Linked DNA regions of Homo sapiens: regions 2, 3, 4 and 5 are each linked to region 1. A link is a contact called in ENCODE Hi-C or POLR2A ChIA-PET data. All regions are on one chromosome and are shown on one strand. The core of a region is the stretch at or near the end of the contact, and the rest is flanking DNA. Distances in the headings are between cores, read along the strand shown.

Region 1 (2,700 bases), core at 139-2,638:
TAGGAGTTTTTGAAGGGTAGTTTGGGAGAAGGGATGGAGGTGTCTGGGCAATGGGTGCTTGCTGCTGATTGGCTGGGGGTGCAATCATAGGGGTGTGGGAAATGGTCCTCCTGTGCCTGAGTCCTTTGTGGGTGGGGCCACAGGAGGGGTCAGTGGGTCTAGGTGGAGGCATGAGTGTCAGACATCAAAAAAAAAGACTGAAAAGATATCCCAAAGGCCAATCTTAGGCTCTATAACGGTGATATTATCTGCAGGAGTAATCTGGGAGGTTGCAAATCTTATGACCTGCAGAATAATGGTTGGCAATCATTTATGTCTACACCTTAGCAGAATTCAGGCTCCTCTACCCTGCTAGCCTGGTGGTCTCTCATTACTTTTACAAAAGCAGCTGACTTTGGGGAAAGGGCTATTATCATTTAACTCTCAAAGTTAGCTTGGCCTACACCCAGAAATATTAACAATTAATGGCAACTTGAAGGCTAAAGGCAAGATGAGGGTTGGCTAGATCAGATCTCCCTCACTGCCATAGTTCTCTCACTGACCTAATTTTTGCAAAGCGGTTTCACTGTGTTTCTTGTAAAGGTAGAGGAGAAAGCCCCTCTCCTCCCTCCCTCCCTCTGTGTCACATTTTATTACTTGTGTTAGTGAGCACTAAAAAATGTAAGTCCTGGGTCTTGTGTGAAAAGCTTGCAGTTTTAGGCTGGGCGTGGTGGCTCACACCTGTAATCCCAGAACTTTGGGAGGCCGAGGCGGGTGGATCACCTGAGGTCAGGAGTTCGAGACCAGCCTGACCAACATGGTGAAACCCTGTCTCTGCTAAAAATACAAAATTAGCCGGGCATGGTGGCGGGCGCCTATAATCCCAGCTACTCGGGAGGCTGAGGCAGGAGAATTGTTTGAAGCCGGGAGGCGGAGGTTGCATTGAGGTGAGCTCGCACCACTGCACTCCAGCCTGGGCAACAAGAGCGAGACTCCAAAAAAGGAGACAGAGAGAGAGAGAGAGAGAGAAACGAAAAGCTTGCAGTTTCGACATGCCCTGCTTCTCTGCAGAGACACAAGTCCATGACACTGGTGTCGTGGTTCCTTTTCACTCTCATTGTTTTGGTTGTTTCAGTTCTTTCCCCCCATTTCTCAAACAATCTCCTCCCTCTACTGCAACCAAAAAGCCCCATGCCTCTTCTCCCACCACCCTGCAGACTCAGACAAGACTGCATCTCAGCTTGCTCTCAGGCTGAGAGCACTGATAGCTTGGCTTTATCTAGCAGACAACAGGAAGCCTCTGAAGGGCTCTGGGCAGAGAAATCGTTAGGAAGATGCATCTTGGCAGTAGTTCCTCAAATGAATTGGGCGGTAGTGAAACGTCTTGATTCTCAGAGCAGACTCAGCGTGGGACGGCACACTGGTGCCACCTGGAGGCGGCCGGCCTCAATTACAGACGCAGTTTACAGAAAGCTGACAAAACCCTTCTGAAACCAAATCTGAAACAGAAAGCCATCGAGTGACTTTTTAGCGCTACAGGAAGAGTGGTCTGTTTATTTGGGCTAAGCCAGCAAGGAACAAAACTTCAGGGAAGTGGCCCTGCTAGAGACTCTAGGACTAGCCTGGCCCTCCATGTCCTCCTTTGGGAGAGGCTGACTTACAAGGAGGTTCTTTTTTTTTTTTTTTTCTTTTTGAGACGGAGTCTTGCTCTGTGGCCCAGGCTGGAGTGCAGGGGCGCGACCTCGGCTCACTGCAAGCTCCGCCTCCCGGGTTCACGCCATTCTCCTGCCTCAGCCTCCCGAGTAGCTGGGACTACAGGCGCCCGCCACCACGCCTGGCTAATTTTTTGTATTTTTAGTAGAGACGTGTTTTCACCGTGTTAGCCAGGATGGTCTCCATCTCCTGACATCGTGATCCGCCCGCCTCAGCCTCCCAAAGTGCTGAGATTACAGGCGTGAGCCAGCGCGCCCAGCCACAAGGAGGTCCTTGAATTAGTTATTTTTGTAATAAAACCTCCCAGGATGGGCTGGGGAGCGCCCACCCCACCACCACCACCACCGAAATCTGTTTTGCAACAGATTTGCAAACCAACATATTTGCCAAAATACAGGCTTGTCATTTCTCAGGAGAAGGGGGATAACTGGTTCTTGCTTCAAGTGAAAACCACCACACAGGAAAGAGAATGTGTCCCTAGCACGGTGGCTCACACCTGTACTCCCAGCACTTTGGGAGGCTGAGGTGGGCAGATCACCTGAGGCCAAAAATTCAAGACCAGACTGGCCAACATGGTGAAACCCCGTCTCTACCAAAAATACAAAAATTAGCCGGGCGTGGTGTTGGGCACCTGTAGTCCCAGCTACTCAGGAGGCTGAGGCTGGAGAATTGCTTGAACCCGGGAAGTGGAGGTTGCAGTGAGCTGAGATTGTGCCACTGCACTCCAGCCTGGGCGACAGCGAGACTCCATCTCAAAAAAAAAAAAAAAGAGAGAGAGAGAATGTGTTCCCAGACTAGAGACAGGGTGTCACAGGTGACAATGGCAGTCAGAGCCTGCCCTGTTAGCCTGCCCAGGTTTTTCCAGTACTTTTTTATTTTCCCTAAAGATCCTGTGATTTACAACACAACCTAGGCATTAACAAGCAAGGAAAACTAGAAATTGAAATGAAGCGGTTTTCAGAATAAGGATTAGACTCCAGAATCCCAGATTCTTTCTGCCAGAATCCA
Region 2 (2,700 bases), core at 4-2,503, 990 kb before region 1:
CAGCACCTTTTGGGTTTGGATTTCTAGTTTTATGTATAGTTAGAAGCCTGCCCCCTCCATAAGCTGTTATCATATTACCTGAATGACTTTAACATGGAATGTTTAAAAATGATACCTTAAATATGATAAATCAAAAGTTTCCTTGTAAATGTGGTATTGTGACAGCAGCTTTCAGCTCCTTTGTTGCATCCTTTAGCATTTACTATTTTGAATATATATTCATGAAACAAGAATGGCTTGATGGCCAGGCATGGTGGCTCACACCTGTAATCCCAGCACTTTGGGAGGCTGAGGCAGGTGGATCAGTTGAGATCAGGAGTTTGAGACCAGCCTGGCCATCATGGTGAAACCCCATCTCTACTAAAAATACAAAAATAGCTGGATGTGTTGGTGCACGCCTGTAATCCCAGTTACCTGGGAGGCTGAGGCAGGAGAATTGCTTGAACCTGGGAGGCGGAGGTTGCAGTGAGCCAAGATTGCGCCACTGCACTTCAGCCTGGGCAACAGAGGAAGAACCTGTCTCCAAAAAAAAAAAAAAAAAAATAATGGCTTGTACAGTTGACAAGGAGGGGATCAGGCATGACTTGGAGACCAGGCCACCCATATGTTTCTGGTGGTTTCTTAGGACTCAAGGACTTTTTGGAGAATATACTTAACAACTATTGATGACATTGGATATATTTTTTATGTTGATTTGAAGTCTTCATATTGTTTCCGACCTTTCGCCTTTCACTTGGCCTCTTTATGCCATAAGGGAGGTAAGAGTAACAGTAACCTCTTTTTCTTGCTTAATGATCAAAGTACCTTCACATGGTAACCAAGATGGAACTGCTTAAATTCCTTTCTGTAGCTCACAGTACCTTGGAGAAGTTTATACTTTTCAAAAAAGAGAAAAGATTCCAAGGGTACTTTTCTGGGGCTTTAGTCCAGCTTGTGATTTTGGAGTGGATCATTGGCCTGCTCTGCATAGCTGGCTTTAAAAGACTACAGCAGGAACTTCCCAGAAATGAGGAACAAAGAAATGTTGTAGTCAGCCTTCTAGACTTTCTTTTTAAAAACGGTGTAGTAACACTTATTAGTGATACCTAATAATGCTTAAAATTAATAATAACTGGAGTAATTTAGAAATTATAAGACATTTCTTAGCCACTCCACATTTCAAGGTGGAGCTCATGCATATACATTAGACCAACTCTTTTGCTTAAACACTTGGCTGAGATTGTTAAGGGACTTTCTCAGTCCTTTTGGCCCTGATTGCTGCGCTAAGTTTCTTAAATATTACATGCTCATTAGTGCGTGTAAGTACATGCTTTTCACCCCAGAACACTCATGATCTTTACGTCATCTTTCTGCCTCAGCTGCTCTTTCATCTGGATCATGGAATGTTGCAGGGTTAACACAGTGTTGCTGGCTTTGCGTCAAGAAGCTCCTTGATTACATTCATCAACACATTCACATGGTGTTTCCAAGCACTCATAGAACATTTGCCATGGAGGATGGTAATTTGGAGAACTGCCCTTTCACTCTCACATTGATATGCCACATGTGTCTGTACAGCTTCCCATTGTGAGAGCCTCATTCAGGTGTGGCTCTGGGCTGGACCTGTGGATTGCGGGATCTAGAGCAGGACTGTAGCTAACTGGGCAGTTACCCTGGGTGGCTGGAATCGGCTGTTTCTGAAAGGCAGATTATATAAGTAGCACTGTTAGTCCCAGGGGATAAGTGGGCTAAAAAATGAAAGCTCAGACAAGATGAAGCCAGATGGCCACAGGAATGGAGTAGGAAGCAAGGCCTTGTGTTGAGGAGAGGGGACTGCCAGCCCAGAGCTCTTTCTAAAAAAATTATTTGTGGGGTTGCTTGCTGCTATTTGTTATGTGGACTGGCTGAGTCAAAACAAAACCAAACCAAAACCAAGATTTAGTAACACCTGAGTGAATGAGTAGATAATCCTAAATTGCCAAAATGACTACCTACCTGCAAGCTTCCCAGGTGGGCTCAAAGCTACCTTGAAGCATGCGTTGCATTTGCCTTACAGAAAGGAGGAGTGTGTCAGCCCAGTGGTTACGTGGAGTTTGAGTGTAATCGTTTTGTGGTCTCACTGTTGAATGATGGGCCTAACAAGACATCTGTATATTGGAGTTTTATCTTTGATAATTTTCTGTGGTTCCATAGTCTAAATTTGGTGAGTTAATATTCTGAAACACTTTTGAACCAGAACGACTGAACTCTAGTTTCTAATTCAAAATAGGTAATGTTTTCAGTTTAGATCATGAAATATTAGAACTGAGAGGGAGCTTTACCTCACCTCTTTTGACACCATCCTATAGCAGACTCTTTATTCATTTATTTGTTTTCTTGTTGTTTATTCTGTTGAGCATCTACTGTGTGACAAACACTACTCTTGACAAGAGGATATTCTGAAAATAGATAAAGTCTATTAAACGTAAGTTTCCCATAAGCAGCAAGTTTGTTAGATTTTTATCCTGTTGTGGATCTGTCTGTTTGCATACTTATAAACACTGAGCTTTTTTGATCATTCTTTTTTGAGATGGAGTCTTGCTCTGTCACCTAGGCTAGAGTGCAGTGGCACGATCTCAGCTCACTGCAACTTCCACCTCCCAGGTTCAAGCAATTCTTGTGCCTCAGCCTCCCAAGTAGCTGGGACTACAGGTGCGCACTACCACACCCAGCTAATTTTTG
Region 3 (2,700 bases), core at 30-2,529, 570 kb before region 1:
GATATATAAAGCTGAAAATGGGTCAGAATGCTCAAATTAAGAATCAAACTTATGTTTTTATTTTTCTTGCTTTTTCTTGCAAGCCAGGGCATCCTCATGAAAAAACAGGTAAGAATTTGGCAAGAATAGGGATAGAAAGCAAAAAGAAACTTGTTTTCCCAAACATCTGGCATCCTTCAACAAACTCTGGCAATGAAAAGTCAAAGCAAAGCAGATAAGATTCTGCCAATCACCTTCTACTTAGGCAGTGGCAATAGGTGGCCTAGCCAAGGCTCCCTGCCTGAGCTGAGAAGAGATGTCAGTATTGTGGTAAAGCCCACCTCCTTGGTCTTCAACAGATTCCTTCCATACCCCCAGGTTATGACAGAAAATGAGCAATTCACACAAGCATAAATGTGAAACATTAACATTTAAAAGGAGCCTAACCTACATAATAAGTGCTGAGGCTGAATACACATTGTGGGTCAAAATCAGGACAAGGCAGCTCAACATGGCATCTGTTAAGGGAAGAAAAATAAAGGGCAGACAAAAGACAACATTTAATCCTAGGTTCAACCTTCATAAATCAGCATACAATACCAAAAGTAAGTTAGTTGATTGATTGATTGATTGATTGAGACAGGGTCTTGCTCTGTTGCCCAGGCTGGAGTGCGATGGTACAATCTCAGCTCAACACAGCCTTGACCTCCTGACTCAAGCAATCCTCCCAAGTAGCTGGGACTTCAGGCATGCACTACCATGCGTGGCTAATTTTGTTCACTTTTTGTGGAGATAGGGTCTTGCTATGTTGCCCAGGAAGGTCTAGAACTCTTGGCCTCAAATGATCCTCCCACCTCAGCCTCCCAAATTGCCAGGATTACAGGTGTCAGCCACTGCTCCCAGCCCCAAAAGTTTATTATTATAAGGACTCTTACTCTTCATTGTAATTTATAGGCTGAAATTGCAAAACTGAAAACCCTATTCTTGCAACAATAACTTGAGGTATTTAGAACTCATGACACCAAGTTTCACATCCTCTTTCTTAAGTCTGCAGAAAAGGAACCTCCATCCTTATAGTTCAAAGTCTTTCTAGCAAAGAAAAAAAGAGAACCAAGAAAAAAAAGCATCATAACTATTTTGTAAGTATCAAACTAAAAAATTTGATATAATCTTAGTTTAAAAAAATAATTATAACACTGATTTGATATTTAGGCATAGAGGGATGTTGGTGTTTTATAAGAATTGACCTGACTATAAGCAGCACTCAGCTACATCTCTCAAAAATAAGGGAAAGCCATTTTAAGAGCTTGAAGTAGTATGTTGTAGTCCTATGACATTAATAGTTTAACAGAAACCACATACAACTTGAAGACTAAAACTATCAACTCCCTAAACAACTCACAGTGTACGTTAACATGACTTGACTATTCAGGGAGAGCCTCACCCTGGCAAACGGTTTGATTGTTCATCACAGCAAACTCCTGAAACACGCATCAACGATTCAATAGAAAGCCCCAACAGTATGTAAGATTTTTTGAATCCCTTGCTGTTGCATAATGGTCATCATCCAATTTTAATCAAACACACACACACACCCAGTATTCACTCAACCTCAACCAAACTTTGATTCTCAGTACATACTATCCTTGCTTTCTTCCCTCCAAGAAACCGCCAAAGTTCTAACCAGGTGGTGTACTCCCTTTCTGTGACAGGCAATAAACTCTATCTATAGGTTGTGAGGGAGACACTTGGGCAGCCAGCACTTGATACTATGCCAGCTGTAAGTTTTAATCATTCAGGAATATAGTGCAAAGAGTACTGTGAACTTATGGTGTGCTAATGCATCATACTAGCAATTGTGAATTTAGATCATAAACCTTTGTATTTCACCTAAAACTTTATGGGAACAGATAGGACAGGACAGGCAATCCCAATGCTTTTGTAGAAAAACTGTCTGGTCATATGCTGTCAGTTCTTCACGATTTCAAAGAATAACCACTTGAAAGAAAATTTTCAAAAATCTAAAGACTTAATAAAACTAAGATCAATGAGTTTTAAAGTACGTGTCATTAAAAGCACAAACTCATTTGCAGTCTATGGACTCTAAGGCAAGAGTCATATGCCAGACATCCCAGAAGAGGTAAAAAGTTATTAGAGACAAAAAGGACTTCAGGGAAACTTAGTTTTTCCTTAGGGAAAGGAGTCCTCCATGGAGTCACATGGCCCTCCAATAAGTAGGCATCAGGTAGTGTATCAAGAACTGATACAAGATCAGAAAGGAAGAGCCAATGAGTTAGGAGAAACCAAGGTTGGGTTTCAAGAATTGAGTTGCTACTTGTGCTGAATGATATTAAGAGATGGAGAAAAAGAAAGAGAAAAATGTTCACGCGGATGTCAATGATTTTTACTAGACTCTTCAGAGGAGTAAGAAATCCAAATAAACTAGAGTTTAGGGCAGAAAATTAACTACAAGGTGAGAATATGAAAGATGCCAGTGTGGACAAACCATGCAATAAAATTTTATTAAAAGAGAAGCAGAAATAGAGGCAGTAGCAGAATGGGAAGCAATATGTCAAGAGGGGGCTTTTCTTTTTAGGATGGAAGATACTATTGCACCTTTATATGCCGGTGTGAATGATAAAGCAGAGAGGGAGAGACTGGTAATACAAGAGAGGTAATGATTTGAGATTTTGAAAAGATTAAAAGGGTGGAATTCAAAAT
Region 4 (2,700 bases), core at 66-2,565, 790 kb before region 1:
GACATGAGCCAATCACATTTCAAATAAACAATTTTCCTCACCAACAGCTTTATTTTACTCAGTGTTTCTGCACAGCAAACCTGCAGCTGGCTCTGGACAGCAGTGGGGAGCCTGGTGCTTGTCCTGCTCAGCCAGGAAGGGCAGGAGCTGCCTGGACTCCTGGGGCCATGGCCAGGACTCATTCCAGCCCGGCGAGGTTCAGCACCCAGGTTAGCCAGATGCTCAACAGGGGCAGGTGCTAGACACCCTTTTGGAAGAGGAGGGACTCTTGCTGGTGTCAGCTAAGAATTGAGAGACAGCCTTCATTCTGTCACTTCAGTAACACATTCATCACAATTCTGAATCTAGGAAATTTCACAGATATCCCTGAGGGCCCCAATCCTTGATATTCTTTAAAGCCAATGATCTCCCTCCATCATTCCTGCCCCTTTCTGTTGTCAGGCTTGGAAACAATGAGGCGTGAACATCTGATCATGGCCCTAAAAGAGCTGAGAGCCTGGGCAGGGGCTGCGGTGGGAGGGGAGCTGGAGGAAGTGGCAGCTGACTCTGAGTCGGAGCCTGTCAATGTACACAAGTTAGTTCCTGCTGTGAGAGGCTGTGCATAGGGAATAGTGATGATAATGAACATGAACTATGTTTTTCAAAAACACTTATCTGGAAAAAGAAGACAATGATCAACTCTACTTGCTACATCCCTTGAATCCCTGCATCCAAGGAACATCAGTTGCCTGATTTTCTTAGAACATTTAACAAATGGCATTATATGGCAGTAAAAGCGACCAGATCTCAAAGAAACCCTCTTTTTCTGTAAGAGGAAGGAGGAGGACCATCAATGGCGATAACGAAAGATGACACATTCCCAAATCTGTTCCATTATTAACGCCAGTGAGGACAATCTGGCATGTCACTGCAGCTGTTTGTAGAAAATGGAACATTTTGCCTTTCTAACTGCTGATTTGTTCTAAACAATAACTGTATTCTGTTTTATACAAGCAAGGTGGCAAGTGGGAAGACAATTGCTAACGAATGGTACTACCCTGGACTTTTATCAACAAAACCTCTGTGTGTTAGCACTTAGGGAGCTGCAACGGTTTCTTACCAGTTAAACTATTCAAAGCTGCAAGAAAAAGGTTATGTTGAATGTAATCACCGTTCAAGGTTTCAGTGATTCTCATTTTATCTGCTCCTTAAGGGAATCTAGGATGTATCCAGGAACTGTCAAACTAAAAATACTGCCCCGTTGCCCTAGAAGAACCCAGAAGCTGCAGTTAACCACCATCAAGGCTGCTCCCCTAAGACAGGAAGCCCAGGGCCCCATGGCCCCCAGTGCTGAGCGCTGCGCTCTGCTGAGCCACACAGACAGCAGGAGAGGCTGCTGAACAGAGGTGCCTGCAGATGCGTCGATGCTAGTCTTTGCCTGGGCATACTCTGCTGAGCTCTTCCGTCTGACTTTCCTTGCTACAGAGGTCCTGAATAGGGAAAAACACAGCAAGTCCATAGCGCCCTCCCCACCCCTCAATTGCGGTGTGCCCTGTCAGAAACAGATGACATTGCTGGGCTCTCGTTTCCGTACTGTCCAGGGCCCAGGAGCAGGGCAGGACCACACCCCATTTCTGACACCCACAAAAGCCAGACTTTTTTTTTTTTTTTTTTTTTTTTTTAAAAGACAGAGTCTTGCTCTGTCACCCAGACTGGAGGGCAATGTTGTGATCTCAGCTCAGTGCAGCTTCTGCCTCCCGGGTTCAAGCGATCCTCCTGCCTCAGCCTCCCGAGTGGCTGGAATCACAGGAATGCACCACCACGTCTGGCTAATTTTTGTATTTTTTTTTGTAGAGAGGGGGTTTCACCATGTTGGCCAGGCTAGTCTCAGACTCCTCCTGACCTCAAGTGATCCACCCGCCTTGGCCTCCCAAAGTGCTGGGATTACAGGTGTGCACCACTGCGCCTAGACAAAAGCCAGACTTTTGTGGTCCTACAATTGCAGGTGGATTTTGATAACCATCTTGAAAGTTACTACAATGTACAGGCTTCCTAGGTATCTCTGTCTCAATCTAGAAGTGAACCTATTATCATTTAAAGACACCAAGGTTGTAGGGCTTTTACAGCATGATCCATGTCTGAAATGACACATGTTATTTAAGAACAGAGGTGCTGTCAGTGGTAAAATATGACATGCCAGGAAAAACATTCTTGATGGCTTTTATATTGCTGATTAATGAAGCCAAGGAACTAGGTTCAAATTATGTTCTAGAAACTGTGCTGGGGGACTTCTAACACCTTCTAACATTTCAGTCTCATTTTAGAAGTCCTAGAGATTGAGCAATAAAATGCACACTAATGACAAATTCTCATCAGGACAAGTGCCCCGCGGGTGTCGAGTAAGGAATAAAGCAGGTAAGATGAATTTCGAAGAGATTCTGGTCCTTGAAAGCTAGGGCTTTGAAATTCAAGTCAATCATGAAAAAATGACTGACTAGCCTAAGAGTCATATACAACAGTTTCTAATTGACCTTATTTGTACCCAAATCCATTTTGATTTGCTCTGGTCTTTCTAGTCTCACATTTCTGAGCATCGCATTAGTCAGCCCTGTCCGCCGGCCCTCCACTACACCACCCCTGCAGCCAGGTGCTTGCTGCGTTGGGCCTATCATCCCCCTAAATGGACTGGCCCACAGCATACAGTAACACTATGGACTAGCC
Region 5 (2,700 bases), core at 141-2,640, 700 kb before region 1:
CACACAATCAGAGACAGGGTCTTGCTGTGTTGTCCAGTCTGCAATGCAGTGGTATGAACATGGATCACTGCAGCATCAACCTCTTGGGCTCAAGCAATGCTCCCAATTCTGCCTTGCACCACCAGTCCAGGCTAATTTTTTAAATTTTTTATTTTGTAGAGACAGGGTCCTGCTGTGTTGCCCAGGCTGGTCTCGAACTCCTGGACATAAGTGGTCTTCCTGCCTCAGCCTCCCAAAGTGCTGGGATTACAGGTATAAGCCCCCATGTCTGACTAAAGGACAGCCCTTTCAATGAAAGATAGTGAAAGAACAAGATGTCTGTAGGGGGAAAAAAATGAACCTCAACTCTTAGCTCACAGCATACATAAAAATTAAAATGGATCACAGACCTATACATGTAATAGGTACAACTTAAAAAGTTTTAGAAGAAAATACAGTCATGCACTGCTTAATGATGGGGATACATTCTGAGAAATGTGCAATTAGACAATTTCATCATTGTGACAACATCCTAGGGTTTACTTACATAAACCTAAATGGCATAGCCTACTACTTCTAGGTACAGACCTGTACAGCATGTTACCCTACTGAATACTCTAGGCAGGTGTAACACAATGATATTTGCACATCTAAACACATCTAGAAAAGTACAGTAAAAATATGATATAGAAGATTTAAAAACGATATACCTGTCTATTGCATTTATAATACCATGAATGAAACTTGTAGGACTGGAAGCTGCTTTGAGTGAGTGAGTGGCGAGTGAATATGAAGGCCTAGGTGATTACTGTAGACTATGAACACTGTATAATGTATAAAATAATTAAAATTATTTTTTTCTTCAGTAATGAGTTAACCTTTGCTTTCTATAACTTTTTCACTTTATACACTTTAAAATTTTTAAAAACGCCTTGACTCTTTTATAACAGTTTAAAATATGAACACATTGTACAGCTATACAAAAATATTGTTTCTTTACATCTTTATAAATATTTTTCTATTTTTTTTAACGTCTTTAACTTTTGGTTAAAAATGAAAACACAGCATATACGTTAGCCTAAACCTACACAGTCAGGATCATCAGTATCACTGTCTTCCACCTCCACATCCTGTCCCACTGTAAGGTCTTTCGGAGCAGGCATCGAGTAGTCATCTCCTACGCTAACAATGCCTTCTTTTGGAATATCACCTGAAGGACCCACCTGATGCTGTTTTACAGTTACCTATTTTTTTTTAAATAAGTGAAAGTAATACACTTTAAGAAACAATGAAAAGTACAATATATAAAATAAAGAAGTAACACAGTCATGTACTATCACAATCAAGTATTATGTATCTAACTGCATGTGCTATGTTTCTACACAACCGGCAGCACAGGTTTGCTTACACCAGCATCACCAAAACATGTGAGTAATGCACTGCAGTATGACTTACAACATTTACATCACTAGGCAATATGAATTTTTCAGCTACATTATAATCTTATGGTATTGTCATATACATGGCCCACTGTTGACAGAAACTTATTATATAGCACGTGACACATAACAAATAGGAGAAAGATGTGTGACCTGGGGTACACAAACATTTCTTGGACAGTACACAAAAAAAGTGAAAACCATAAAAGGCAAGAATTGATAAATAAGACATCAAAATTAAAAACGTCTGTTCCTCAAAAGACATCACTGAGAAAATGAAAAGGCAAGCTACAGTCTGGAAGAAACCATTTGTAATACAAATATTTGGCAAACTATTTGTAACCAGAACATCCAAAGAACTCCTATAATTCAGTAAGAAGATGAACAACCGAATAATAGGTGAAATATTTGAATAGACAGGTCACAAAAGTATATGCAATGGCAAAAAGTCTGAGTGAAGACATTTCCTATCATTAGTCATAAGAGAAACGCAACTTAAAACCACAGTAACATACTCCCACACACTCGTTAGAATGACTAAAATGAAAACCACTGACCACAGCAAGCACTGGTGAGGGTGCAGAACACCTAAAATTCTCATTACATTAATGCTGAGACTGTAAAATGACACAACAGTTTTAAATTTTTGTAAAATGTAAGCATATGCTTACCATAAATCCAACAATCATACTCTTCAGTATTAATTAAAGAGAAAAGAAACAGGCCTATCAGCTTTATTCATATTAGGCAATGACTGGTATTAATCCGCATGTACGTCACCAGTGGGAGAGATTAACAAATGGTGGTATAGCTGTGCAAAGGATAATGACTTCACAATAAAAGAAATAAATGACTGAGAAATGCAACAAAGTTAACAATCTCAAAAAACATTACGCAGAATGAAAGAAGTAGATACAAGACAGTATATATTGTATGAGTTCATTTCTGTGACATTTTTAAAAAGATGAATCAAATCTTTAGTGTCTGAAAGCAGACCAATGGCTACCTAGGGCCACGTGTGGATGTACTATGGGTACAGGGAAGACTGACTGCAAAGAGGCATGGCAGAACTTTTTGAGGCAATGAGAATGTTTTATATTTTTATTGTGATGGGGGCTACATGCATATATATGTTTGTCAGAAGTCATCTAATCATATACTTAAAATGAGTTCATTTCATTATATGTAAATTATACTTAAGTTGACTAAAAAATGAAAACAACCTAAACGTTCAATGATTTGGGAAGGTTTTAATAAGTTAAAGTGTATCTACATAATTAGT

Evidence for each region. A loop is a pair of places that touch in the nucleus more often than their neighbours do. ChIA-PET counts read pairs that join two places held with the same protein, here RNA polymerase II (POLR2A). Pooled maps may share reads with other maps.
Region 2: a map with no recorded cell type shows a loop between it and region 1 (7-fold over the local background). The contact joins two enhancer-like sites. A Hi-C loop is called at or near these places in 2 of 37 single-sample maps with no recorded cell type and 4 of 50 pooled maps. POLR2A ChIA-PET finds 5 or more read pairs at or near these places in 1 of 52 experiments (HEK293).
Region 3: a loop to region 1 is called in a pooled map, with 9 times the contacts of the local background. The contact joins two enhancer-like sites. A Hi-C loop is called at or near these places in 4 of 37 single-sample maps with no recorded cell type and 4 of 50 pooled maps. POLR2A ChIA-PET finds 5 or more read pairs at or near these places in 3 of 52 experiments (CD4-positive, alpha-beta T cell, WTC11 and activated T-cell).
Region 4: a pooled map shows a loop between it and region 1 (2.6-fold over the local background). The contact joins two enhancer-like sites. A Hi-C loop is called at or near these places in 1 of 50 pooled maps. POLR2A ChIA-PET finds 5 or more read pairs at or near these places in 2 of 52 experiments (BJ and RWPE1).
Region 5: a pooled map shows a loop between it and region 1 (7-fold over the local background). The contact joins two enhancer-like sites. A Hi-C loop is called at or near these places in 7 of 37 single-sample maps with no recorded cell type and 11 of 50 pooled maps. POLR2A ChIA-PET finds 5 or more read pairs at or near these places in 1 of 52 experiments (OCI-LY7).

What each region holds. Positions count from the first base shown.
Region 1 is chr1:244,298,228-244,300,927 of GRCh38, forward strand. All of the region lies in intron 1 of LOC105373262 (a long non-coding RNA gene), which reads right to left. Among named protein-coding and RNA genes, the nearest start is that of SPMIP3, 53 kb to the right of the region's middle. RefSeq lists an enhancer at 1,495-1,564. Within about 2 kb of position 1,389, at least 30 of the 41 ENCODE cell types and tissues checked have a DNase peak (open chromatin) inside an H3K27ac peak, as active enhancers do.
Region 2 is chr1:243,312,183-243,314,882 of GRCh38, forward strand. The region is part of intron 8 of SDCCAG8 (SHH signaling and ciliogenesis regulator SDCCAG8); the gene reads left to right. Among named protein-coding and RNA genes, the nearest start is that of MIR4677, 33 kb to the right of the region's middle. Within about 2 kb of position 1,254, at least 5 of the 41 ENCODE cell types and tissues checked have a DNase peak (open chromatin) inside an H3K27ac peak, as active enhancers do.
Region 3 is chr1:243,726,697-243,729,396 of GRCh38, forward strand. All of the region lies in intron 2 of AKT3 (AKT serine/threonine kinase 3), which reads right to left. Among named protein-coding and RNA genes, the nearest start is that of AKT3-IT1, 66 kb to the right of the region's middle. Within about 2 kb of position 1,280, at least 3 of the 41 ENCODE cell types and tissues checked have a DNase peak (open chromatin) inside an H3K27ac peak, as active enhancers do.
Region 4 is chr1:243,507,021-243,509,720 of GRCh38, forward strand. All of the region lies in intron 13 of AKT3 (AKT serine/threonine kinase 3), which reads right to left. Among named protein-coding and RNA genes, the nearest start is that of MIR4677, 160 kb to the left of the region's middle. Within about 2 kb of position 1,316, at least 4 of the 41 ENCODE cell types and tissues checked have a DNase peak (open chromatin) inside an H3K27ac peak, as active enhancers do.
Region 5 is chr1:243,594,606-243,597,305 of GRCh38, forward strand. All of the region lies in intron 8 of AKT3 (AKT serine/threonine kinase 3), which reads right to left. Among named protein-coding and RNA genes, the nearest start is that of AKT3-IT1, 200 kb to the right of the region's middle. Within about 2 kb of position 1,391, at least 4 of the 41 ENCODE cell types and tissues checked have a DNase peak (open chromatin) inside an H3K27ac peak, as active enhancers do.